2 separate regions of the Homo sapiens genome follow, and region 2 is linked to region 1. Evidence: chromatin loops called from intact Hi-C (ENCODE). Cell type or tissue: PC-9. All regions are shown on one strand. Each heading gives the region's core, and the rest is flanking DNA. Links, peaks and the distances in the headings are about the cores only.

Region 1 (3,122 bases), core at 39-2,538:
ACCACCACACCTGGCTAATTTTTGTATTTTTAGTAGAGACGGGGTTTCACCATGTTGGTCAGGCTGGTCTCTAACTCCTGACCTCGTGATCTGCCCGCCTCAGCCTCCCAGAGTGCTGGGATTACAGGCATGAGCCACTTTCCCGTCCACTTTATGCCTTTTTAAGTGCCACTAGGAAGACAATCATGAGTAGATTCTATACCTGTCATTGAATTTAATCTGGTTGGAAAGAGAGACCCATGAATTATTTCAATACGACGTGCAAGTGTTTTCTTTTTATTTATGTATTTTTTTGTTTGCTCCCACTCCACCAGGAAGCAAATGCTACGCTAGAAAATATCCGCAGGACACTGGCGGTGCAGCAGCTCAGTCTCATGTTTCAAGGGGGTCTTTTGGAAAAAACTACCTATGTTTTGAATAGGTAGCTATTTGAAATAAAGCTAGTATATAATTTATTAAGTGGTTTAAAGTATACAAAACTGAGATGCATTATATACTTTAAAACTACTTAGAATTTGATGAAAACCAGTATTTTCAAGGCTTACCTGAAAATATTAACAGATTAACAGGGATAGATTACAAATGAAATTCTGAGTTCAGCTCTGGAACTTTGTCTCTTTAGGATTTATGATTGGCTACTTGGGCTATTGTAAAGGGGTAGAACCAAAAACTGAGTGTGAGAGACTGGCAGGAACCGAGTCTCCAGTGAGGGAGGAGCCAGGAGAGGACTTCCCTGCAGCACGTCGCTTATATTGGGATGACCTGAAGAGAAAGTTGTCGGAGAAACTGGACAGCACAGACTTCACCGGCACCATCAAGTGAGTGCCAGCTGCTGTGCAAGTATCTAGACAAGTAATTCAAGAATTATGATAGGCCACGGGGAAACAATAATGGTGACACTGTGGGGAATGGCTTGTTAGAGAAGACAAGACTTGTCATGTTTAGCTAAAGAGGGGAAGGGGCCTGTAAAAAACTGAAACTATACTGGTAGGGGAAAAGGTAGAACTTCTCTGGGGAGTCTCCTTTTTCTTAAAAAATTAATAGGCCCTTGATGTTTTCCCCATCTTTGTAGCTTATTGCTTGCTGTCATTCTCTGGCTCTGATTTTTCTTCTTAACCTCTTGTAACGTTGTACTAAGCTCTGCTTTGCTGACAAGGACATCAGTAGCTTTTCTCTGTTTTAGGAAGCAACACATGCCAGAAGTAGCCTTTTTCATCTCCTTGATCATGGGTAACTGCCTGCCTTAAGTCTCTAGTGCTTCTTAATTTCTGTGATACTCACCCATTAACCCCTAGGCCAGTCAGTATCCAGAGACAATGTCTCCCTCTGGTGGAGGCTGGAATACGGTGGCGTGCTCTCATCTCACCGCAGCTTCATCCCCCTACCATAGCCTCCTGAGTAGCTGGGACTATAAGCACGCAGCACCACACCCAGCTAATTTTTTTTTTTTTTTTTTTAAGAGATGGAGTCTCACCATGTCTCCCAGGCCGGTCTGTTCTTAGATTTTTATTTATTTACTTATTTATTTTGAGATGGAGTCTTACGTGTTGCCCAGGCTGGAGTGCAGTGGCACGATTTCAGCTCAGTGCAACCTCTGTCTCCCAGGTTTAAGCAATTCTCCTACCTCAGTCTCCTGAGTAGCTGAGATCACAGGCTTGTACCACCATGCTCTGCTAATTTTTGTGGGTTTTTTTTTTTTTTTTTTTTTTTTGCAGAAACGGGATTTCACCATGTTGGCCAGGCTGGTGTCTAACTCCTGACCTCAGATGATCCTCCTGTCTTGGCTCCCAAAGTGCTGGAATTACAGGATGAGGCACTGCACCTGGCCAAATTTCTATTTTATATTTATTTATTTATTTTATTTGTAATGGGCTTTCTGGCAAAAACTAGAAAGCATGCTAGACAAATTCTAAAAGAGCTGTAACACTTGTCCATAGAGTTTTACTATCTTTGCACATACATGCCTCTGTGCAAAGAATAAATTTATCTTTTCCTTTTTGCAAGCTTCCTACACTTACAGTGGTACTATAATTCTTTAGTCTTAAGTTATGGCATTTTCTACTTCATCTAGTTGATGCTTTTGTGTTTATTTACTGTACACCAGACCTTATGGTTAAAGTGAGAGTATAGTCCACCCCACAAAAATGTAAGAACTAATATGCTGAGTAAATAGAAAGAAGTATGGGAGATCGGACCAAGGAGCAGTTCTGCTTCAGGGTATTCAGATGCTTCACAAGTAGGTGAGAATTGAAACTATGCACTCTGTTCAGCACAGTATTACTATCTTAGATTTTATAGTAGATCTGGAAGCTACTCATTTCCCCTAAAACTATCCTAAGCAGATACATTGTGTTATGATGAGGCTCTTGAAGGAGTGCTTTGTAGTGGGTAAAGAAGCTTTGAAGTTACAAGATTTGGGGCAAAATTTTTTTTCTTTTGTGATATTCTGGTCAGTCTAGAAGTTTTGGGTCACAGTTCATTTATCTGAACTATGAGGGATAATATTTTGCTTTCAAAACAATTTGTTTAATCCTTGACTTAAATGTTTATTTTAAAGTAAACTTAAGTTCATTTAAAAGGCATTTTCTCCTCCAGGCTGCTGAATGAAAATTCATATGTCCCTCGTGAGGCTGGATCTCAAAAAGATGAAAATCTTGCGTTGTATGTTGAAAATCAATTTCGTGAATTTAAACTCAGCAAAGTCTGGCGTGATCAACATTTTGTTAAGATTCAGGTCAAAGACAGGTATGTTGAAAGATGGTAAACTTATTTTTATACAAGTAGCTATTTTCAGGTGTGCTAAATATAGCAAAGACTTTTTGTTAGTGTTGTTGGCTTTTTTTTGAAATGGAGTCTCGCTCTGTTGCCCAGGCTGGAGTGCAGTGGCACAATCTCTGCTCACTGCAGCCTTTGCCTTCTGGGTTCAAGTGATTCTCCTGCCTTAGCCTCCAGAGCAGCTGGGATTACAGGCGCACGCCACCACGCCCAGCTAATTTTTGTATTTTTAGTAGAGGTGGGATGGTCTCGAACTTTTGACCTCAGGTGATCAGCCCGCCTGGGCCTCCCAAAGTGCTGGGATTACAGGCGTGAGCCACCGCATGCGGCCCAAAGGCTTTTAAAAT
Region 2 (3,122 bases), core at 414-2,913, 450 kb before region 1:
CTAACTATTTTCTTTATTATACTGAAACAGTTTGTGCCTTCAGTCTCTTGTCTCAGCACCTAGGTAATCCTTCACCCACACATCTCCATATTTTTCTGCTGCCTGAAGAACTGCCTGCTTTTCAGCAGCGGTGAGAGTCTGACTTAGGAGCAACACGTGAGATCAAACACCTGAGTTAAATTTTGGAAAGTTTCTATATATCTATCGGGGTCGTCAGAAAATCGGCTTGTCTCCCTTTATTTGCTTAAGATCCTGTAATGAGAAGGGAACATGAAGCTTCATAGCACCATTTCCATCAGGCATTTCCTGCAGAGGTAAGAGCGAAGTGGGCAAAGTGGGTGATATTGAAGATGGTGGAGCTGGAGGAGCTGATGGCATGATTGGAGGGGGTTCTGGATGAGGGGGACTAGAAGGGTTGGGACATTCAATAGCTGTCTCAGATTGCTCCTCTGGAATCTGCTTTAGCTCTGGGGAATTATTACCTATGGGCTTGCCTGCCATGGCTGCTAAAAGAACTGAGTCCATTGTACAAAACTTGTAAAGATCTGGGTTGTCTCACAGGGCAGAGAAAGCCTGTACATAGGGGACCTCAGACCATTTGCCCTTCTGTCTGCAGAAAAGATCGAATTTTTGGATAATATTAAAAGCAAGGCTCCCTCCAGCGGGTTTGTCTGTCCCCAGGATGGTAAGAAGGCCATGCCCTTGTGCAATATAACATGAGGTGCTTTTTCTTCAAAGTCTCAAGGTTGAAGAAGTCCCAGCGTTTTAGAATGCACTTGAGAGGAGTGCAGGTCGTAGATGGTCTGTTTCCCATCTAGAAAGAGAAGTGAGAAAAAGCCATCCATTTAGTCTCCTTCCTTTTGGTGTGTGACCCAGGGTGGAGAAGAAGACAGTGGGAGCGTCCCCCCCGACTGTTTTCCCTCCTTGGTTCCTGGGTCCTGGCACCTTGTTAAATGTGCCGCCCGTGGTTGTAGGTGTGACTCTCCAAGCCATGGAACCAGAGAAACTAGAAGATGGGATTAGTCATGCCTACCCATGCTATCCTAGTTCTCTGCATGTGGTTCCCCTTTTATTTCCTAGACTTGTGTGATCTGTGTGCCTCCCTGGAAAATGGATCTTGGGAAAAACTATGTAAAAGGCAAGGCTTCTTTAACGGAGGGAATGTGCTGGATTGGCTACTATTATGGCCCGCACTAGGGCATTTACCCTTAGAAAATGGTTCAGGTTAACTTCCAGACTTAAAATCCCCTTACTAATTAAGTACTGTTTTAATTGGAGACAGAATAGGTGCCTTAAAGGGACTTAAGGACCTAATGGCGATTTTCCTGCCGATGGGACAGTATCAGGACTAAAATTTGGCTGCAGAGGACATTTTACTCCTAATTGTTGGGGCAGAATTTTCCTATTCACAGAAGCAGCATAAAGAAAGCTGCAAAATGGAAAAATTGGGAAGCTACAGTGGACCAACGTGTCTTACAGAGGGGATTTCTATTTCCACGAGGTGGCGCTGTTGGCTTAAATATACCACGTGCTCGCACGAGGACTAGTAGCGAGTGACCTCACTGTGTGGGAAAGGGGAGGCCCTCTGTTCCTAAAAGATCACAAGATCCTGAACTACATCCATGGTTACTACAGCATTTCCTGATCTTCCCCAACAGGATTACTTCCCTGGGCTGCAAAAATTCCCTCACATTTGACACACAGAGAAAATAAGAGACATAGTGATCGCAGATAGAAAAAGAAGGGAAATTTTGCAACAGGCTAGCTGGGGACCCTTTACCAACACCTGGGCAGGCTATTGGAGGCTGAGTCCAGTCCAGAAGCATTTGAATAACACAAGGGTGTGCACTGGCCAGAAATTCTCAATTGCTTAAGAACTTTTCCTGGCCTCACGGGATGGTTAGGTTTCCTTGTTGAAAGGAAGCTGATTTGAAGCATGGCCAACGTGCCCAGTGACCCATGGGTATTGGGGGGGTCTCCATGTTCTCCCCAGTAAGCCTGACATCCAAGTCTCTAAGAATGGCAGCCACACTAACCGTGTCTTTAACTGGCTGATGGATGCTTGTTATTGATTTGATTAGATTTTAAAATGGAGACCAAGAGCCTTGGAATGAAAGGACAGATTTTGAGTCCGCTCCTCTACTCACTGCTCCATTGAATGTTGTACCTTGGGATTCCGGATGAGCCCCCAAAAATGACATGGCTACGTTGTCTAGGGAAACACCCAGGGTCCTTTGTCTTGTGCCAGGGTCCTTTGTCTCCAGCACTTTGGGAGGCTGAGGCAGGTGGATCACTTGAGGTCAGGAGTTAGAGACCAGCCTGGCCAACATGGCGAAACCCCGTCTCTACTAAAAATACAAAAACTAGCTGAGCATCGTGATATGGCTCCATTGTCTGGGGAAACATCCAGGGTCCTTTGTCACATGCCGAGAAAATTAGCAACATAGACACACGTAGAGTGGATTAAGGAGTGGAAAGTTTAGTAGGCAAGAAGGAAGAGAACAGCTCCCCTGTACAATGGGAGGAGGGCTCCAAATGGAATAACCCCCTTTAGCAGAAAGCAGTTGGTTATGTCAGGAGGCTTGAGGAGGTGGCATCTGATTTGCATAGAGCCCAAGGGATTGGTTTGACCAGGTGTGGCATTCACGTAGCCCACAAAAAAACTGGCCCTCCCACCCTAGCCTTTTATTATGCAAATGCAGCTACCTGGCTGGTTGCCATGATGCCTGTACATGTTACTTCTACCTGGCTGGCTGCCATGATATCTGCACATGTGGCAACAAAGAAAAAGCAGCAGGAACTGCCATATTGGGTGAACCTGGCTCTTAGCCACCAGCATTTACATATGTAAGCCTGTGACTTGCAAATCAATGCTTGCAGGTCTGGTTTTTCCAGCCACTTTCTGTTAGAAAAGAAATGTTTGCGGGGGCTGCTTTTTTATTAAAATAAAAAGCATTACTGAGGACTCTTTTACCCTTTCTAGCTGACTAAAATAATTTTTTAATAACTCCTGTAATAGTGGTGGCACACACCTGGAATCCCAGCTACTAGGGGAGCTGAGGCAGGAGACCTGCTTGAACCTGGGAGGCAGAGGTTGCAGTGAGCCCAGATCATGCCACTGC

The links. Hi-C counts contacts between places; a loop is a spot of excess contacts. Peaks named below come from ENCODE experiments on the same cell type or tissue, not always from the same donor. Only the 100,000 strongest peaks of a DNase experiment are listed, where the experiment ranks them.
Region 2: it touches region 1 in a loop (14-fold over the local background); 33 of 110 quality-filtered maps call a loop at or near these places.

What each region holds. Positions count from the first base shown.
Region 1 is chr3:196,071,626-196,074,747 of GRCh38, reverse strand. It overlaps TFRC (transferrin receptor), which reads left to right. Exons shown (of 19, transcript NM_001128148.3): 4 at 623-818; 5 at 2,596-2,745. It also overlaps the pseudogene RNU7-18P. Among named protein-coding and RNA genes, the nearest start is that of TFRC, 8.9 kb to the left of the region's middle. RefSeq lists a silencer at 1,406-1,455. In PC-9, for the core only: CTCF peaks have their summits at 1,163 and 1,363 (motif pointing left); a DNase peak (open chromatin) is centred at 1,289; H3K27ac peaks cover 991 bases.
Region 2 is chr3:196,517,723-196,520,844 of GRCh38, reverse strand. It overlaps a transcript of SMCO1 not described here. Among named protein-coding and RNA genes, the nearest start is that of SMCO1, 3.9 kb to the right of the region's middle. In PC-9, for the core only: CTCF peaks have their summits at 1,303 and 1,505 (motif pointing right); DNase peaks (open chromatin) are centred at 1,514 and 2,774.